Regions from separate parts of the Mus musculus genome. Here region 1 is linked to region 2. The links are chromatin loops, found by intact Hi-C in ENCODE. Cell type or tissue: gastrocnemius. All regions are shown on one strand. Region 1 overlaps Myh10 (myosin, heavy polypeptide 10, non-muscle). Region 2 overlaps Gm40036 (a long non-coding RNA gene).

Region 1 (5,000 bases), 160 kb after region 2:
ACAAAATGGTTTAATATTTCTTTTAAAATTTAAAAAGTGGGCCAGGCATGGTGATACTAAAAAGGAAGAGAGAGGTAGGCGCATCTCTGAGTTCGAGACCAGCCTGGTCCACATAGCAAGTTCCTTGTTAGGGTCACACAGTGAAAGCTTGTCTTAATCAAGTCATCAGTCAGTCAGTCAGTCAATAAAGTGTTTATTGTTGAAAATTACTAACTTATGATTAAAATGGATGATGAGGCTGCTTTTTTGTTTTGTTTTGGTTTTTTGTTGTTTTGTTTTGTTTTTCGAGACAGGGTTTCTCTGTGTAGCCCTGGCTGACCTGGAACTCACTCTGTAGACTAGGCTGGCCTCGAACTCAGAAATCCGCCTGCCTCTGCCTCCCGAGTGCTGAGATTAAAGGCGTGCGCCACCACGCCCAGCTGATGAGGCAGGTTTTTTATAGGAACTAAAGTACAATCGCTGCTTCATAGCAATATTTCATGGACTTTTTAATATTTGGAAGCATCAAGTTTTCAGTACATGTTCGATTCTACCATAAGCTAGCACACATAACACTCCATGGTATGCAGCTTTAAAACCAATAGGAAAGGGCTGGATGGGGACGGGGTGTAGCAGTAGAGCATTAGCTTAGCATGGTGAAGCCCAGGGTTCAGTCCATATCCAGTGCTGCAAAGCAATATGGAATGAAATCTAACCAAGCCTGTAGTGCAGGCCTGTGATTCCAGCTGCATAGGAAGAACATAAGACCAAGACCTGCCTGGAGACAGAATAAGTTCAAGGCCAGCCTGGGTAAATTACTGAGACACTGTTGGGGATATAGCTAAGGGGTAGGCAGGCTTCCTGCTTCGCATGTACAGGCCCTAGGTTCAGTCTGTAGTACTTCTAGATAAATATGAAACCAATAAGAGTAAAGGAAAGATGGACACATCACATTATAGAATCTTACTTCTAGTTTAAATGCAAATAAAGAGATGAGAAAAGTTTTAGAATGTGTTGAATTGTGTGGTGGTTGACATTAAAAGCTTTTACGTTTGGATCAAAATGAGTTATAGATTTGTTGAGTCCTTCATTTGAACCCTGACTTTGGACGATGATTTATGGAAGCCTTTTTTTTTTTTAATAGAGTGTCTTGTGAGGTGAGAATTCAAAGAGTACCCCTTTAACTGAGTCTGGGAGCCCTTGTTTCAGCTGACACTGTTGCCTCTCTATGCCTGGATTGCTATAGAGAAGGAAAGTTCCCAGGAGAACTGTTGAATAGGCTGGGGATAGGCTCTCCTATACATGATTCTAATTTCCTTTAAAAGGAGAAAATATTGCAGTCTTCTGAGCATAGTGTGCATACCAGGAAAGAGTGTAGAACCTGTTGTTATTTAATGTATTGAGATCAGTTTAAAGCGATATGAATACAGATGCACTATTAGTTTGGACTTATCAGCAGACAGAAGCACAGTGGAGAGTTCGTCAGACAGTTGAGGCTCACACCATCCTATAACCCCCTGTGTGACCCTTGCTAGGTTGTACTGGAGCTGCTGACAGATGTGTGAGTTGCCTGGGCTGCTCAGGTGTGTACCAGAGGGATGTGTCCTAATTAGCATCCCTACCCATATATGTGAGGATGCAGGCTGTGTGCCTGCAAAGTTGGTGGGTGACATGAGTCTGGTAGAAGTACATCTGAGAAAAGTCATTGAAATTTTAAATCTTCCCAGGCAGAAAGGAGAGTTGGCTCTACTATACCAGCTTACAAAAATAGATGCTATATGTCTTGTGAATGGTTTCCAAGTCAGCTTGACAAATACAGAAGAGGAAGATATGAGGAATATGTGGTCTGCGAGCATATGATAGTGTTATCGTGACTAATGCTAGAAAGGACAACTCATTGAAAATTGCTATTAGCCATAATAATTTGTGTTTTAAATTATAATATGTATTTGTATTTATCCTATTATACTGAGGCACAAAGAAATTAAATAACTTGACCAAGAACATGTAGGTTGATAGTGTTATCGTTACTAATGTAGAAAGGACAACTCATTGAAAATTGCTATTAGCCATAATAATTTGTGTTTTAAATTATAATATGTATTTGTATTTATTCCTATTATACTGAGGCACAAAGAAATTAAATAACTTGACCAAGAACATGTAGGTTGTTAAAAGTGTGAGATAGAATTAAAAACCTGACATATTTTCTGTGTTTTGGTTTTGAAATCGGGTCTCTTTGTAGCCCAGGGTGACCTGAAACTCACAATCTTCCTGTTCCATCCCCTGGATGCCTATCATGGGCTTGAGCGTCCACACGTGGTGGCTGGCTACTGGAAACATTCTTACCCACACCACGTGGGATGCTTATATACTGCAGGACACAGGGGAGAGGGCCAGTAACACTCACACCAGGCTATCAGGTTAGGCCCATATACCATGTGGACAGAGAGCCTCAGAGGGGACCATGTGGATAATTCAGAACATAGGGTACCTCTCAACTTTTATGTTATAATCAGTCCCCCATTTAGTCTGTCAAGATCTTTTAAAATTCTGGATTCTTCCATCAGTTAAATATCCTAGTTTTATGTCTTGTATAACTATTCTGGGCACATGTTTTGCAACATCAGATTTACTGACAGAAATGGTAAAAGGTTTTGTTTTTAAGAAATATAAGGGCCAGAGAAGTGGCTTAGTGGTTAAGAATGCTGACTGCTCTTTCAAAGAAACCAAGTTCAAATCCCAGCACCCACATGGTGGCTGACAATTCTGGGGCATCTGATGCCCTCTTCTGGCCTCCATGGGCACTGCATGCACATGGTGCCCCACATACACACAGGCAAAACATTTATCTATACATATAAAATAAAAATAAATAAATCTAAAAAACAACAACAAAAACAAACCTTGTTTGTTTTTTTTTTTTCCTTAGGTTTGGAGTCTAAGGGACACCATGTTAGTAAAATGCAGAGTGTCCTTAGCACATACTAGTTGCTCAATAAATATTTGTTGAATGAATGGGCAGAAGCAAAGCTCTTGGTTGTGAATTCAATTGTAAAAAAGTCACGTTTAGTAGAAGCTTGGGGCAGCAGTATTGGCACAGCCAGAGACTAAAGCAGTTTTTCTGAAGACTAGATGCAAATAAGAAAGACGCAAGGGAACTTGTGAGCGAGAGGTGGAGACATGGAGTCTTCTTCAGGTTCTATGATAGAAATGATAATTTGGAAAAATATACCTGAGCTAAAGAAAAGACTTAGACCTGCCAGACAGGATATTGAACGGGGAGGTGTTATATACCTCGTCTTACATAGTGTGACAGACAGGCCAAGGTCAGAGGATCTTCATGGACAGGAATCATTACTATTAGACCTCATTTGTAGTGCTGAGACTCAGAAACCAAAGGCCGAAGCACCGAGGGCTCCCTGTGTATATAATCCTCTGAGGTCAGTCGGCCCACCTTCTGTACCGGCTCTCTGTCATCTGGCTCCCCTTCCCTTGTTCCTGACGCCGTCTCCTTTGGCCAGCGCTGCTGCGGAGCTCCTGATCCAGCTGCACAGTGGCCTCAGAGGCTCCTTTTTGGTGTACATAACGATTTAAGTGCATGCTGCTTTCTTGGAGTCTTAGAATGAAACCCAAATGTCTCGTTCTGCTGGGTAGCTTAGTTGTATTTGAATCTGTGTTGGCTGTCCCCTCTCCTTCCTTCCTTCCCTGGCAGGCTAATGGAGCCCAGGTTGTCCTTGCACTCAGTGTAGCCAGGGATGGCTTTGAACTCCTTATCTTCCTGCTTCCCTTTTCATTTTGCTTCAGGTAACTCCCAGTCTCTGATGAGCCAGCTTACCCAGATGTTCTGCTCAGTGTGCCTTGATTTTTCTTCCAGGATTTAATTGGTTCTTGGACATTTTCCTTGAAAATATCATTTGAGCCCACTCATTGAAGATACCCTACAATTGAAACCCCGTGTTCTAGAAGATGGGAGTTTTGTCCTTAACTTCTCTTATATCTCTACTAAACTTTTTCTTCTGTACCCTGGGAAAGCTATGTCCTTCCCCCTCCCCTCAAAGCTCTCTTCTTGGTTCCCCTCATTCTTCAAGCTTTGTTGTGACCCTATGATAGGAGACACAGAGTTTTACATGACCTCCTCCCACCATGAAAAGGCTTCATCTAACTTGTGCCACCAATTTCTGAGGTGACATTGCAGACATTTTCATCTTATTGAATCACCAGGTTTTCATTCTATTCTATTACAATGCCCTTCTAGGAAGACTAAAATCTATGCTTGCTTCCTGTGGGTCCCTGTGTAGCTGTCCCTCAGTGTGGTTCATGCTCTCTCCTAGCATCGGTCTTCTCATACCTGCCTTTGTTACACCTGTTTGCCAGACTTCTCCTGCTGAATGAATTGGGCTGTCTGTACCTCTTGGCATTCTTACTTGGGCTGCTGGTTCTCTGGGAGTCATGTTCATACAAGTGAACAGACTGACCTTGCTGGAAATTCATGACTGAAGTGACTCTGCCCTTAGGACAACGTGCCAGCTCTACCTGGAGAGAGATGATTGACAGTCTCTGTCATGACAGTTTGGGGGCCCTGTGTGCTTTAGACCTCTGGCTCCTTACGTGTCCTTCAGCTTCCCGTATACCAAGTGATTTCTCATTTCTGAGAAACTAGAAGTCACCAGTAAGCTGATTGTCCCCACTAGATGTACAAGCCATCTCCTGTTGTGCCTGTTGCCATCCAAGGCTAGTCCTGCCATCCCTTCATCTCTCCTGAATCACTACCTGCTGCCTTGCTTTCAACAGCTTCCCAACAGCTATAAATTGTGCCCATCCTTTCTCTTTGCTGAAAGTATTTATTATCACATTTCCTCCTCCTTTTCACTCTCAGATCTTTGAACATTGTCAGTGGTTAGGCAGGCAGGTCACTGTGGTCCATGGTAGAAACTTGAAGATGTTCTGTTTTCTCAAGGACCTTAAGAATAGGCTCTGTTTGAGAGCAAGAAAAAAGGGGAACGAGTGCATGGAGAAAT
Region 2 (5,000 bases):
TGACAGTCATGATTCTGGCGAAGCAGAGAGTAAGTACCTAGCGAGCCATGAGCTGTTCCACTCACGTTTATTTGGAGTGGGTTTTGTAGACTGGGCAATCCTAGTGGGGTGGGTGGAGTGTTAGGGAAAGTGGTCAAAGGCTTCTGCAGCCCCACAGCTTTCGAAAATGATGACAGTTATTGCCACCTCTTAGAGACATACACCGCTTATTAGCAACCCGGGGCTCTCGGGAGCTCTGTAGTTAACAGACCTACTTAGCTCTGTTTGATCTTAGCCAATCCCTGTGTATCACTGCCTGACAACGTTTGCAGAAACGGTACTCCCTAGGAGATGTTTGGGAAATACCGAAGTTAGCAGGTTCTGGGTGGCCTGGTGCTTCAGGGCAAATCTGGGCTCCCAGGCTAGCAAACCTCCCTGACATTGTACTAAGAACTTGACAAAGGTCCTCTCATTTAGTCAGAACACCAAATTTATGAAGTGAGCTATTACTATACCCTCATGTCATGAGTGACATGGCTGAACTTCAGAAAGGTAAAAGTTCAAATCATATCTGTCCGACCTGGGAGGTCCATACTCTCAACTGCTATGCTAAACTAATTTAGATAGTGAGAGACTACTCTGGGCAAGGAGCGGTTAGGTGGGGTAGGACCACAGCAGGGATAGCTTGTGTGGGGGTTGATTTCATATGAGGAATCATAAAAAAATAAAATAAGGCTGGGCAGATGTGAACATCCTGTATGCCAAAGAAGGAAAGGAGGGGTGCATACTGGTTGAACTTTGCCTCTGTGCCAGATATCCACATGCAGTCATGTTTGCAATTCCCTAAAGCGATGTTCAATTACAATAAACCAGAGCTCGCAGAAATGAGCTGACCGAGTTGCCCAGGATCGTAATAATTAAATAGTAGATCCATGGCTTGGACGTACATATGACCCAGCAAAGCCCACAGCCTTCCTTCGGCCTTCCTCTAGTTTTTGACGCTCTCCTGAGGGTTGTGTTGTAAATGGTGAACTGGAGCTACACAGGATGCTGAGCACTGAGATCTGTTTTGGAGTGACCATGGCATGTCCACGAGAGAAGGCACTGCATCCAGAAAGAGGGAAAGTACTAAAGAGCAACAATGTTGCGATGTTGACAGAAATGAGTCCCACAGATACAATCAGAATGTCTCTCTGGCTGTTGACTAAATAATGAAACAAACAGTTAAAAAAAAAAAAAGGTTTCAGCAATCATGTGTCCATGAGATGGGGAGATCACAAAGCTGTCAGTACCAGATCTGAGAGCAATGCACAGATCATAAAATTATAGGTACAACAGTGGCTGGAGAGATGGCTCAGTGGCTGAGAGCACTTTTCCCTTTTCTAGAGGACCATAGTTTAGTTCCAAGCATCCACCCTGGCCAGTTCAGGCCTGTGACACTAGCTTTAGGGAACGAATGCTATACCTTCTGACTTCCATGGGCACCTGCACACACCTAGTGCACACACACTCATACACATAAACAAAAAGAAAAAAATTCATTTCTGTTCTTCTAACCTGGCACCAAGTCTCTGGTTCCATGCCCAGTAGGCACACGGGGCCCCATGCCCAGTCTACTGGCCAAGCGGTTTGTCCTCAAGGCAGGGGCCCCGCTGGTGGTGTCTGAGTCTGAGGAATAACCTACAGGAGTTGATGCTTTTGTATGTATGTGACTCCAGTTCAGGGGCCTGGTAGGCACCATAGGCGTGAGGGTTCTATGGCACCCAGTAACGTTTTCCCCAGGTCAACCAACCCCCACAGACAGCAGCCTCGAGCATCTGCAACTCTCTGCTCTTTGCAAGGGATGGTACCATCCTCTTAAGCCTGAAGAACCATTTTCTACCTCTCCCCTAGAAGTCAGAGTGTATAAACTGTTGAAAAGGGTCTAAAGGGAATGAGGGCAGGAAGAGAGAGAGAGAGAGAGAGAGAGAGAGAGAGAGAGAGAGAGAGAGAGAGAGAGAGAGAGAGAGAAGCTGGGCCAGAGGGTTGGAAGCAGTCCACTAGGGGGCACCAAACATACTAGGATTCCACTTCCTCCAGTAACCTGGTCTCATGCCCTTCCCAAAGCTCCAGCAGACGATGATGCCAGGCGGCCCCGTAGCCCATCAGCTCTCCGAGGCTGCAAGAATAGGAAAACATGAGATGAAGCGTCGAGTTAGATTTTTTTAGAGGCAGGAAACAAGTCAAAGAGAGGGATCTGAAAATCCGCAACGCAGATTCTCGCTAGCATTGGCCAGCAAGAAACAGGTCGCACCAGCTCTGAGTAAACGTGGGTATCGCTTCCTGAGAACACAGGTTACCCTGACGCGGCTTTCACTCTGAAACAGGAGAAATGACAGTATGAATCCCTTGCGTTTCCTAGGATGGTTGAGGGGCCACATGAGGTCAGAGTCACAAATAATAAGCCAGTTTCGCAGATGCTGGCTACCTGCTCCTCAGGCCCCTCCCCTCCGACAAGTTTCTCACTCTCCCCAGCTTTTGGTGTGAGTGATTTCAAAGGGGCTTCGTGGTGTTTATGAGTCCGATTCACTAAGTGTTCACTGGAGCCTCTATGAAGTGGGGAAGATGCGATTTGATGCCAAACAAGTTGAAGAAAATCCAAGAGTCTCTGCTCTCATTGAATTAAAATCCCCTGCTTTGGGCATGGGTGAGATGGCTCGGTGGGTAAAGGCAGTCAGCAGAGAGAAAGGGCACACGGCAAAGCGCAGAGGTGTGTGGTCAGAGTCTAATGTGCGGACTGTATGAAGAAGCAGAACAGAGCAGCCTGCGCTAGGGCTCGAATAAGGTTTGTACTCTTCAAAACTCACCTTGGGATGAAGTGCGGTCGTGGGATACTGTGGGATACTGAGAAGGTGGGAACTTAATCTAACTGTGGTGTTTGGAGGTGAGACCTTACAGAGGTCATTAGGATTCCGTAACATTATCGACGTGACTTTCCCATGGTGGCCTTAAAAAGAGACAGAGATAGAGGAGAGGGGCAGACATACAGAGAGAGACAGAGACACAGAGAGACACAGAGAGATGGGCAGATGACACACCCACACAAGCAATGGGCTGTACTGGCTCCACCCTGAGAACGGGAACTCTCTCAGGTGGGAAAGACTGCTCTGCACACAAAAGCACTTGCTTGCGGAAGCCTGTGGACCTGAGCTTAATGCCTGGAACCTACATAAGGGTGGGAAGGGTGAACTGAGCCCACAAAATTAACTTCCAGCCTCCACATGAATGGCGCATTAGCACCCTATATACTATACACACCATCACCACCACCACCACACCACCATCATCATCATCACCACCACCACCATCATCATCATTTTTACCAGCAGACCTGCTAACCAACATAAACCTTTTTGACTTATCCACTCTGTGATATTATACTATTAGCAATATAAAGGGGCTTAATACAAATCATTTTGTCATTTCCTCTTTAACTCAGAGACAATTATTTTTTTAGTAGTCTTTGGCCAGGAACAACACAGAGCTTTTGTTTTGTTTCGGGTTCAGTTTTGTTTTGAGACAGGGTCTCTCTACATATTCCCGGCTGTCCCGGAACTCACTCTGTAGAACAGACTGGCTTTGTACCCTCAGAGATCTATCTGCCTCTGCCTCCCAGGTATTAGGACTAAAGGCCTGAGCTATTACTCCTGGCAAACAAGTTTTCAGGAGCACAGAATTTTTTAAGTGCTCTTTTTCTTTATTTAATTTTTTTTTTTTTTTTTTGCTTCATTCCATTATACTTCAACTATAGTTAAAGATTGCCAGCTCTTTGTAATTTTTTTTGGTAGGTTGTGGACATTTTCTCTGTTAGCTAAAAAAAATGCATGTGCATAATGATACGATTCTATTATCCAAATGTTCTTTCTTACATGCTGTCATGGTCTAGACCCAGTTTGAGTGTGTCTATCAAGGGGCTCAGAACTGGAAGCTTGATCACTATCTGGTGATATCAAGAGGTGACGGACGGAACCTTTAAGAGATGAAACATAGTGAAAGGTCAAAGGTCAGATTAGCTCCCCTCGGTGCTCCCTGACCTTCTATCTCCCCCTGTCTCCTCTCTCTCTCTCTCTCTCTCTGTGTGTGTCTCTATGTCTCTCTCTGTGTATGCATGTATGTCTGTTTCTCTTTTTCTGACTCTGTCTCTGCCTATGTGTGTCTCTGTGTGTGTGTGTGTCTGTGTCTCTGTGTGTGTGTGTGTGTGTGTGTGTGTGTGTGTGACACAAAACACAAATTCTCACCGTGTCATCCACTGTGGAGTTGCACAGGGTGGGGTGGGGTGTGCTCAGCAGAGGCAGCACTCTGTCCCTGGACTCCAGCCCCCAAACTGTGAGCCAAATAAAACTCTCTTTGCAAGTTCTCAGATGTTTGGAGAAAACTGACTAATGTACCTATATTTAGACTTCTTGACTCGCCATAGTCTGGAAAAGGTGCGCTACGTAATTGTGGACAGGGATTTCTCCCATTGTAATTGGTTGTTGCTGAATGTAACTTGAGACCCTGTTGCTACATCATACGGTATATCTGTGTTTATGGTTATTTCTCCTTGGTTTGTTATTCTGCACTAATCTACAAAGTTTCTTTTTATCTTTTATCTATTCGTATCTTTAATTTTATTCTGTTTTTATTGCTATTCTGAAGCTTCCCCTCCCCCACCCCAAATATGCCCAGGTTTTAAACCTTTTTAATTTTCTAATTTTGCTCAAACGATCTCTTGCTAGCAATGTACTATTAGATTTTTTTTTAGAGATTTTTAATTCTTATTTTATGTGTGTGAATGCGTTTCCTACATATATTTGTGTGGACCACATATGTGCCTTGTGCCTGTGGAGGTCAGGGACAGTGGAACTGATTTTACAAAGAGTTGTGAGCTACCATGTGGGTGTTGGAAATCAAACCTGGGTCCTTTGCAAGAACAAATGCTCTTAACTGCTGAGCCATCTCACCACATGCCTGCATAGCAGCTACTTATAATCTCTGTGCTT

What was found. Hi-C counts contacts between places; a loop is a spot of excess contacts. Peaks named below come from ENCODE experiments on the same cell type or tissue, not always from the same donor. Only the 100,000 strongest peaks of a DNase experiment are listed, where the experiment ranks them.
Region 1: it touches region 2 in a loop (2.9-fold over the local background); 10 of 42 quality-filtered maps call a loop at or near these places.

Annotation. Positions count from the first base shown.
Region 1 is chr11:68,721,548-68,726,547 of GRCm38, forward strand. The region is part of intron 3 of Myh10 (myosin, heavy polypeptide 10, non-muscle); the gene reads left to right. Among named protein-coding and RNA genes, the nearest start is that of Myh10, 32 kb to the left of the region's middle. In gastrocnemius, a CTCF peak has its summit at 2,770 (motif pointing left); a DNase peak (open chromatin) is centred at 2,767.
Region 2 is chr11:68,564,575-68,569,574 of GRCm38, forward strand. All of the region lies in intron 1 of Gm40036 (a long non-coding RNA gene), which reads left to right. Among named protein-coding and RNA genes, the nearest start is that of Gm40036, 4.8 kb to the left of the region's middle. In gastrocnemius, a CTCF peak has its summit at 2,032 (motif pointing right); DNase peaks (open chromatin) are centred at 1,644 and 2,048; H3K4me3 peaks cover 322 bases.